Regions from separate parts of the Homo sapiens genome. Here region 2 is linked to region 1. The links are chromatin contacts, found by Hi-C or POLR2A ChIA-PET in ENCODE. All regions are on one chromosome and are shown on one strand. The core of a region is the stretch at or near the end of the contact, and the rest is flanking DNA. Distances in the headings are between cores, read along the strand shown. Region 1 overlaps LINC01356 (long intergenic non-protein coding RNA 1356). Region 2 has its middle 12 kb from the start of NUTF2P4.

Region 1 (4,655 bases), core at 793-3,292:
ACATTTAGTTCCCAGGGGCAGGCAGGAGACAGTGGCCTTCCTCTATCTCAGCTGCAAGAGGCTTTCCTCTTTTACTAATCCACCTCAGCACAGACCCTTTATGGGTGTCAGGCTGGGGGACAGTCAGGTCTTTCTCATCCCACGAGGCCATATTTCAGACTATCACATGGGGAGAAACCTTGGACAATACCCCGCTTTCAAGGGCAGAGGTCCCTGCGGCTTTCCACAGTGCATTGTGCCCCTGGTTTATTGAGACTAGAGAATGGCAATGACCTTTATCAAGTATATTGCTTGTAAACATTTTGTTAACAAGGCATGTCCTGCACAGCCCTAGATCCCTTAAACCTTGATTTTATACAACACATGTTTTTGTGAGCTCCAAGTTCGGTCAAAGTGGTTGGGTCAAAGTGGCAGGGGCAAAGCTACAAATTAACAACATCTCAGCAAAGCAATTGTTTAAAGTACAGGTCTTTTTCAAAATGGAGTCTCTTATGTCTTTCCTTTCTACATAGACACAGTGACAGTCTGATCTTTCTTTCTTTTCCCTACAATACTGTGATAGTAGCATTGATGGTTTGGAAGTGGCAAATGAGAAGTGAGGCTGGGAGGCTTTTCGAAGGAGATTTCAGGAATTCTGATGAGGCCCTGTGAGGGCCTGACCCACAGCTATAGCAAGGAAAAAGGCAAGGTGGGGGTGTTGATGGGGAGACACTGAAGCAGGGCGACCTACAGGGATTGGTACTTGAGAACTATGCAGGAGGAATGGGGTGGGGCCGGTGTGGGGGTGGAGGGAGTGCAGGAACCCCCTGAAGCTCCTGGCTCAGAAATCTACCCCCTGCAAGCCCAGGTCTTCCCAGCTGTGCTCCTCGTTAGCATTTGAGAAGCTGGACAATGCTTAAAATTCACCTTCTAGGGCTGGGTCTACAGTTGTTACCAAATGTCTCCATAGCTTCCAGTGTGAATCGCATTCAGAATTACAATCAGATAGAAAGGCACTCAGGCCCTTCTCATTTAAAACAAACAAAAGCATGAGGGATAGGAGGGCACAGAGAATAAAAAACAGCAAGAGAAAAACGCCCTAGGGCAAACTTCATCTTTTTTTTTTTTTTTTTTGAGTTGGAGTCTCGGCTCTATCGCTCAGGCTGGAGTGCAGTGGTGCAATCTTGGCTCAATACAACCTCTGCCTCCCAAGTTCAAGCGATTCCCCTGTCTCAGCCTCTCGAGTAGCTGAGATTACAGGAGCACGCCACCATGCCCAGCTAATTTTATTTTTTTATTTTTTATTTTTTTTGCATTTTAGTAAAGATGGGGTTTCACCATGTTGCCCAGGCTGGTCTCGAACTCCTGAGCTCAGGCAATCCACCTGCCTCAGCCTCCCAAAGTGCTAGGATTATAAGCATGAGTCACCGTGCCCGGCTGAACTTTCTCATATTATGTATATACATATAGTCGGGCCGGGCGCGGTGGCTCACGCCTGTAATCCCAGCACTTTGGGAGGTCGAGGCGGGTGGATCACAAGGTCAGGAGCACAAGACCAGCATGGCCAACATGGTGAAACCCTGTCTCTACTAAAAGTACAAAAAAATTAACCAGGCGTGGTGGCACATGCTTGTAATCCCAGCTACTCGGGAGGCTGAGGCAGAATTGCTTGAACCCGGGAGGCGGAGGTTGCAGTGAGCCGAGATTGTGCCACTACACTCCAGCCTGGGTGACAGAGCGAGACTCCATCTCAAAAAAAAAAACACAAAAAATGATGTATATACATATAGTCAGTGCACCAGAATATGAATGAATGCTGGTCATATTTACAGTGTATGAAGCCCTTTTACATACAATTTATCATCTAATCCACACAAACCTTGGGGAAGTGGATATAAATAAAAACAATGACTCTTTTGTGTGGGTGGAAGGAGTGTAGGAGCTGGATAAAGCTTCTGGCTTGGAAAACCACCCCCTGCACATCCAAGTCTTCCCCTGTTGTGCTTATCTTGTGCTTATCATGTGACGTAATCCTAACTTCTTCATGACTTATGGCCACTTCCTCCTGGGACCCAGCTGGAGTGAGCAAGTGAGTAAAATGCAAGCTCTTTTAATTCTTGAGACAGCAAAGCATATTAAGGAAGGAAATACACAAGTGAGAAAAATCACATTGTGAATTTCAAAGCCGAGGGACAAAACTGCAGAACTGCGGGAGCCAGTGATAGGTTTGGCCATTATTTACCCTCAGGATCACCCAGGACTCAGCCTCTTCTGTTTCCTGAACTTCCATCCAGTACAGCCTTCAGCTGTAGCCACTAAGCTGTAATGCAATTGCTTTACAAGACACTGTCTGGCACTGTCTTTTCTGACAGTGGGGAAGATGCCCTGGCAGGATGACGGCTCAGCTAAGGAGTCAGGGTTATGGGTATTTTCTTACTTTTTATCTTGGAATTTCAGATTTTAAAAAAAAGTTTGATAGTATAGAGAGTTCCTGTATACTTTTCACCCAGCTTCCTCTGCAGTTAATCTTTTTTTTTTTTTTTTTTTTTTTTTTGAGACGGAGTCTCACTCAGTCGCCCAGGCTGCAGTGCAGTGCTGCGATCTCGGCTCACCGCAAGCTCCGCCTCCCGGGTTCACACCATTCTCCTGCCTCAGCCTCCCGAGTAGCTGGGACTACAGGTGCCCACCACCACGCCCAGCTAATTTTTTTTCGTATTTTTAGTAGAGACAGGGTTTCACTGTGTTAGCCAGGATGGTCTTGATCTCCTGACCTCGTGATCCGCCCATCTCGGCCTCCCAAAGTGCTGGGATTACAGGCATGAGCCACCGCCCCCGGCCTCCTCTGCTGTTAATCTTATATAAACGTGGTACATTTGTCAATTTACCATTGGTACAATACTAAATTTCACTCGCCGTGTGAAGAGACCACCAAACAGGTTCTGTGTGAGCAACAAGGCTGTTTATTTCACCTGGGTGCAGGTGGGCTGAGTCCAAAAAGAGTCAGTGAATGGAGATAGGGGTGGGGCCGTTTTATAGGATTTGGGTAGGTAGTGGGAAATTACAGTCAAAGGGGATTGTTCTCTGTTAGGCAGGAGTGGGGGTCACAAGGTGCTCAGTGGGGGAGCTTTTGAGCCAGGATGAGCCAGGAGAAGGAATTTCACAAGGTAATGTCATCAGTTAAGGCAGGCACGCGCCATTTTCACTTCTTTTGTGATTCTTCAGTTACTTCAGGCCATCTGGATGCATACATGCAGGTCACAGGGGATATGATGGCTTAGCTTGGGCTCAGAGACCTGATATTCCTGTCTTCTTATATTAATAAGAAAAATAAAACAAAATAGTGGTAAAGTGTTGGGATGGTAAAAATTTTTCGGGGGGTGGTATGGAAAGATAATGGATGATGTTTCTCAGGGTTGCTTCTAGCGGGATTAGGGGTGGCATGGGAACCTAGAGTGGGAGAGATTAAGCTGAAGGAAGATTTTGTGGTAAGGGGTGATATTGTGGGGTTGTGAGAAGAAACAGTTGTCATATAGAATGATTGGTGATGGCCTGGATACAGTTTTGTTATGAATTGAGAAACTAAACAGAAGACACAAGGTCCAAATAAGAGAAGGAGAAAAACAGGTATTAAATGACTAAGAATTGGGAGGACCTAGGACATCCAATTAGAGAGTGCTCAAGGGGGTTCAGCATAGCCCTGCCAGCAAAGATTATTTATTTACTTTAAGAGTTAAGAGTGGCGGTTTGGGGATAGCACCAGGAGATATCAGCTGTGATGGCTTGGAGAAACAGTGTAAACCGGCAGTGTAAAGAAGAGCAGGGCATTTATGAGTAGTTGATAATGGTGAATAGGAGTATGACTAGACAGAAGACAGTAGGGATGACAAGTTTTTGGGGTGCAGTCCAAGTTGGTCTGATGTCTGGAATGAGACTGGGGCCTAATAAAAGGAGCATCTATACAGGAGCTCAAATGGGCTGTACCCTGTAACATTTTGAGGACAAGCCCGAATTCTGAGAAGGGAAAGTGGTAAAAGTATCCAGTCCTTTTTAAGTTGGTGGCTGAGCTTGGTGAAGTGTGTTTTAAAAAGACCGTTAGTTCACTGAACACCAAGAGCCTGAGAAACTGCTTGGGTGATTTGACTAATAAAGGCCTGTCCGTTATCGGACTGTATAGAGGTGGAAAAGCCAAACGAGGAATTATGTCTGACAGAAGGGAAGAAATGACCACAGTGGCTTTCTCATACCCTGTGGGAAAGGCCTCCACCCATCCAGTGAAAGTGTCTACCCAGACCAAGAGGTATTTTAGTTTCCTGACTCGGGGCATATGAGTAAAGTCAATTTGCCAGTTCTGGACGGGGGCCCGAGCTTCATGTGTAGGGAAGGGAGGGGGCCTGAACAATCCCTGAGGAGTAGTAGAATAGCAGCTGGAACACTGAGAAGTGATTTCCTTGAAGATAGATTTCCACAATGGAAAGGAAATGAGAGGTTCTAAGGGGTGGGCTAGTGGCTTGTAACCTACATGGAAGAGGTTATGAAATGATGACAGAATAGAATGGGCCTGTGAGGCTGGAAGGAGATATTTCCCTTGGTCTGAGAACCATTTGCCTTGTGTGGGAAGAGATTGACAGGTGGAAGTTTTAGTGGGGGAGTAGGTGGGAGTGGCCAGATGAGAAGGA
Region 2 (4,655 bases), core at 1,327-3,826, 83 kb before region 1:
ACTCTACCATGTGTCAAACATATATTAAATGGGACTCTTCCCATCTCAAAATTCGGACAGAGGCCCTAAAGATCAGGTAAAATAAAATTGACTATCAACTATACTAAACTCCTCCCACATTCTAAATCAAAATGCTAGACTTGCAAAAGGGGTGATGAATAGCTGTTACCCACCTCCAGACTGCATGAGAAAGGGCTAAGAACTAAGGTTGAAAAGCAGGCGGTAGTGAAGATCTGACTGGAGAGAGTTGTCACTTTCTTCCACCCTGGCCAATGGTGTGATTCTTTCTTACTGTAAGCCACTTCAGAGGGGGTTCCAGAGAAGAACTCCAAGAGCTTGACTTGAATCCATTGGAGCGTATGGGACCCAGGAACTCAGACCTGAAAATAATCTGAAGGCGAGTGGCTATGGCTGGCTGGTTGCTCTGGAGAGAGTCCAGAGGACCACCTTGAGAGTGAGCTGCCCCCAAGAGCTCAGCAGAGCGCGATGTTTGCATGTTTTCCACAGGCCAAAAGTGGACTGCCCAAGAGGGCTGCCTGGAAGAGAGAGGTGAACCCAGCTAGGGAGGGATTACCGAAGCCAGGAGTCTGAGAGGGAGTCATAAGTGGCCAGTGGAAGGAGACATCACCCACATCAAGGGATTTGTAAACAGGGGATCCCCAGCAATAGGGCATCTTCCAGAAATCCAGGAAAGTATCCTCTCACACAAGATAATGCCCAGACTCTGAGATGGAAAGAGACTTAGAGAGACTCATAGACATCAAATAATTCATTCAATATCAAGCAGCTAAGTAAATGGCATGTGGTAGTTTTGTATTGTGTCAGTTTGGGTAAGCTGGAGCTACATTTCCCAGAATCCCATCCCCTGCGTGGTTCTGGTTTAGAGTTGGCCAAAAGATTAATTTGTGAATGATTTGTAAGGCAGAGAAGCGAAGCAGCTGCCACAATTACTTTCTGAAGGCTGTCATAGGTTAGAAGTGTCAGCAGGTTCCAGGTTATACTTATTCTCACCCACTCCACATTTAGCCTTACTTGGCAACTCCTGGCCCTTCCGACCAACAAAAACTGAAAAGCCCAGACCAACCCCAGATACAGAGGCAATAGACTTTCATAAACTTCTCCTCTCTAGGATCCTGCTCCAGCAGCTGGCATTCCTGAGTCCAGAAAGTTTGATTAGTGGCTTTTCTCTGGTCCTCCAACTTCTTCATTCAAACCTTTACTCTCCCAGTTTCTCCAGCAATTCTGTAAAGCCACCCTCCCATAATAAATCTCTTATTACACAACACTCTTAGTGTTTCTCCTTCCCTGATGGAACCCTGACCGATACCATTAGTATCAATCATAAACATCAAGTAGGTATTGGAAATGGCTCCAGAGGAATAGAACATTAGGGATAAAAATTTCGAACTGATCTGGTTAGATTGAAAGGCATTAATGATCCTATTACCATTGGTATAGGTGACACTGGTAAATCATGGCATGCAGTGGCAAGAGAGGTACATGAATTATCACCTGTAGTCACCTGTAATACAAACGTCTTTAAAGGCAAGTCTTTGGCTGGCCAAGTAGTTGCCCCCACTGAACATTTTAATGGAAATAGAGAGCAAAGGAGTGTTCGTTGATTGCTTCTAAGTGTACTCAAACATGTGGAGGAAGAAAATGATGAGCTCAGGACTTTAAATGCCAAGCTCAAGGTTTGATTACAGGAGCAGGATGCTTCTATTATTGCCTTAAAAGAAACCCTCATTCTGCTGGGCGCAGTGGCTCAAGCCTGTAATCCCAGTACTTTGGGGGGCCAAGACGGGAGAATCCCCTGAGGTCAGTAGCTCGAGACCAGCCTGGCCAACATGGTGAAACCCCCGTCTCTACCAAAAACACAAAAATTAACCGGGCGTCACGGCACATGCTTGTAATCCCAGCTACTTGGGAGGCTGAGTGAGGAAGGAGAATCGCTTGAACCCAGGAAGCTGAGGTGAGCTGAGATCGCACCACTGCACTCCAGCCTGGGTGACAGAGTAAGACTCTGTCTGTAAATAAATACATAAATAAAAGTTTAAAAATCATCATAAGGCTGGGCGCGGTGGCTCATGCTTGTAATCCCAGCATTTTCGGAGGCCAAGGTGGGCGGATCACCTGAGGTCAGAAGTTCGAGACCAGCCTGACCTACATGGAGAAACCCCATCTCTACTAAAAATACAAAATTAGCTGAGCGTGGTGGCACATACCTGTATTCCCAGCTACTCGAGAGGCTGAGGCAGGAGAAACACTTGAACCTGGGAGGCGGAAGTTGCAGTGTGCCGAGATCCCGCCATTGCATTCCAGCTTGGGCAACAAGAGCAAAATTCCGTCCCAGAATAAAAAAAAAACAAAAAACAAAAAACAAACAAAAAAAAACCATATAAAAAAAAGAAAGAAACCTTTATTTCCTGTAGCGCCAGAGGTGAAATTTCTGAAAACCAAAATGGCCAGTCTTGACTTCAGTGTAATAGAAGTCACTGTTGTGCCCCATGGTGGAGACATTCTTCTCTTAGAACCCAATACCACTAAATCAGTGGGGCCCAGAGTCTTGGGATCAGGAAGTAACATTTTAATGGTGAATCATTAGGGATGACAGTGAGAAGAGTCACTCCTATTTTCCATCTCATATTGGAAATTCCACTGACTCATGCAATGAGAGCTACTGTGGTGGAAAATGCCAGGTGGAAGCCTTTAGAATGGCCTGTACCTATCAAAATAGTAAGCCCAAAGCAATTTTGTTCCAGAGATTACTGTCACCATAAGAACTTGAAAGATGTAGTAGTAGTGATTTCTACCATATCTTCTTTCAACTTGCAGAATACAGATGGATCTTGGAGAATGACAGTAGATTATCACAAACTTAATCAGGGTGGCTCCAATTTCAGCCTCTATTCCAGATGTGATTTCTTTTTCCTTTTTTTTTTTTTTTTTTTTTTTGAGGCAGGGTCTCACTCTGTCACTCAGACTAGAGTGCAGTAGTGGCATCATGGCTCACTGCAGCCTCAACCTCCCCAGGCTCAGGTTATCCTCCCACCTCAGCCTCCTGAGTAGCTGAGACTACACGTGTGCACCACCATGCCTGGCTAATTTTTGTATTTCTTGTAGAGATGGGGTTTTGCCATGTTGTCCAGGCTGGTCTCGAACTCTTGGGCTCAAGTAATCTGCCTGCCTCAGCCTCCCAAAGTACTGGGATTACAGATGTGAGCCACTGCACCCAGCCCGGATGTGGTTTCTTTACTGGAGCAAAGATGGTTTTGGTACCTGGTATGCAACTAATGGCCTATTATTGAGTAAAGAAATGTTTATTTATTTTTATTTTTATTTTTTTGAGACAGAGTCTTGCCCTGTCACCCATGCTGGAGTGCAGTGGCACAATCTCGGCTCACTGCAGACTCTGCCTCCCGGGTTCCAGTGATTCTCCTGCCTCAGCCTCCTGGGTAGCTGGGATTACAGGGGCCCGCCACCATGTCTGGCTAATTTTTGTATTTTTAGTAGAGACAGGGGTTTCACCATGTTGGCCAGGCTGGTCTCGAACTCCTGACCTCAGGTGATCCACCCCACTTGGCCTCCCAAAGTGCTGGGATTATAGGCATAAGCCACCGCGCCCAGCCTATTCTTTATGTCTGTTAGGAAAGATCACCGAAGCAGTTTACTTTCAACTGGTAGGGCCAGCACTACACCTTCAATCTCCTTCCTCAGTGGTTTATCAACCATATGGAAGATAATTGCAGCACTGCTGCCCCACTCATAGAAGACCCTAAATGATAGTGGTAAAGGAAAATCCCACCATTCTACAGAATTCTGAGCAGTACAAAGGAGAGATAGTCAGAGGTACAGATACACACACACACACACACACACACACGCTCCTCCACTTCACACACAAATTCTTCCCCACTTCACATCTATAGCAACTCCTGGCCCTTCTGACCAACAGAAACCAAAACACCCAGGCCAACCCCAGATGCAGCCACAAATTGTGTGTGTGTGCCACGGGTGGCTGAAAGTTTGACTTTCAGGTTATTGATACTTAGGGTATTGGAGGGAACACATTTGGAAAACTGATGATAAAGAAGTCTGGAGAAGAACTATGCAAATGAACTGTCATGAGCTGACACAAAGTGTGAAAATATTCATGTATTACATGAATGCTCGCCAAAGTGCAACTTCAGTAGAGGAGGATTTTAATAATCAGACCACTAAGATGCCACATTCTTTCCCCAGTCATTTCCTCCAGTCATCCCTGTCTTTGGCCAGTGGCTCATGATCAAAGTGTACATGGTGGCGAGGGTAGAAGATATGCATGGCGCAGCAACATGGGCTTCCACTCATCAAATTGGATCTGTCTATAGCCGCTGCTGGGTGTCCAATCTGCCAAGGGCAGAGACCAACACTGAAACCTGAAGAAGGTAGTATTCCCCAGACTGAATAGCCACCACTTGGTGGCAGGTTGATTACATTGGAACACTTTCATCACAAGAGAGGCAACACTTCTCCTAGTAGACACTCACTTTGGATATGGACTTCTTTTCCCAGTCCACATGCTGCTGACAAAAACACCAACTTACAGAATATCTTTTTCATTGTTATAGTATTCCACTAAGCATAGCTTCTTACCAGGGAACTCATCTTACAAC

What was found. Hi-C counts contacts between places; a loop is a spot of excess contacts on that map. ChIA-PET counts read pairs that join two places held with the same protein, here RNA polymerase II (POLR2A). Pooled maps may share reads with other maps.
Region 2: a map of CD8-positive, alpha-beta T cell shows a loop between it and region 1 (8-fold over the local background). The contact joins two enhancer-like sites. A Hi-C loop is called at or near these places in 20 of 168 maps with a recorded cell type or tissue (CD8-positive, alpha-beta T cell, Caco-2, Calu3 and 16 more), 1 of 37 single-sample maps with no recorded cell type and 5 of 50 pooled maps. POLR2A ChIA-PET finds 5 or more read pairs at or near these places in 7 of 52 experiments (CD4-positive, alpha-beta T cell, H1, OCI-LY7 and 3 more).

Annotation. Positions count from the first base shown.
Region 1 is chr1:112,817,254-112,821,908 of GRCh38, forward strand. LINC01356 (long intergenic non-protein coding RNA 1356) reads right to left here. Exons shown (of 7, transcript NR_103746.1): 7 at 2,916-3,288. Among named protein-coding and RNA genes, the nearest start is that of LINC01357, 30 kb to the right of the region's middle. RefSeq lists enhancers at 202-933, 934-1,663, 3,858-4,587. Within about 2 kb of position 2,043, at least 4 of the 41 ENCODE cell types and tissues checked have a DNase peak (open chromatin) inside an H3K27ac peak, as active enhancers do.
Region 2 is chr1:112,733,320-112,737,974 of GRCh38, forward strand. No RefSeq gene overlaps it. Among named protein-coding and RNA genes, the nearest start is that of NUTF2P4, 12 kb to the right of the region's middle. Within about 2 kb of position 2,577, at least 3 of the 41 ENCODE cell types and tissues checked have a DNase peak (open chromatin) inside an H3K27ac peak, as active enhancers do.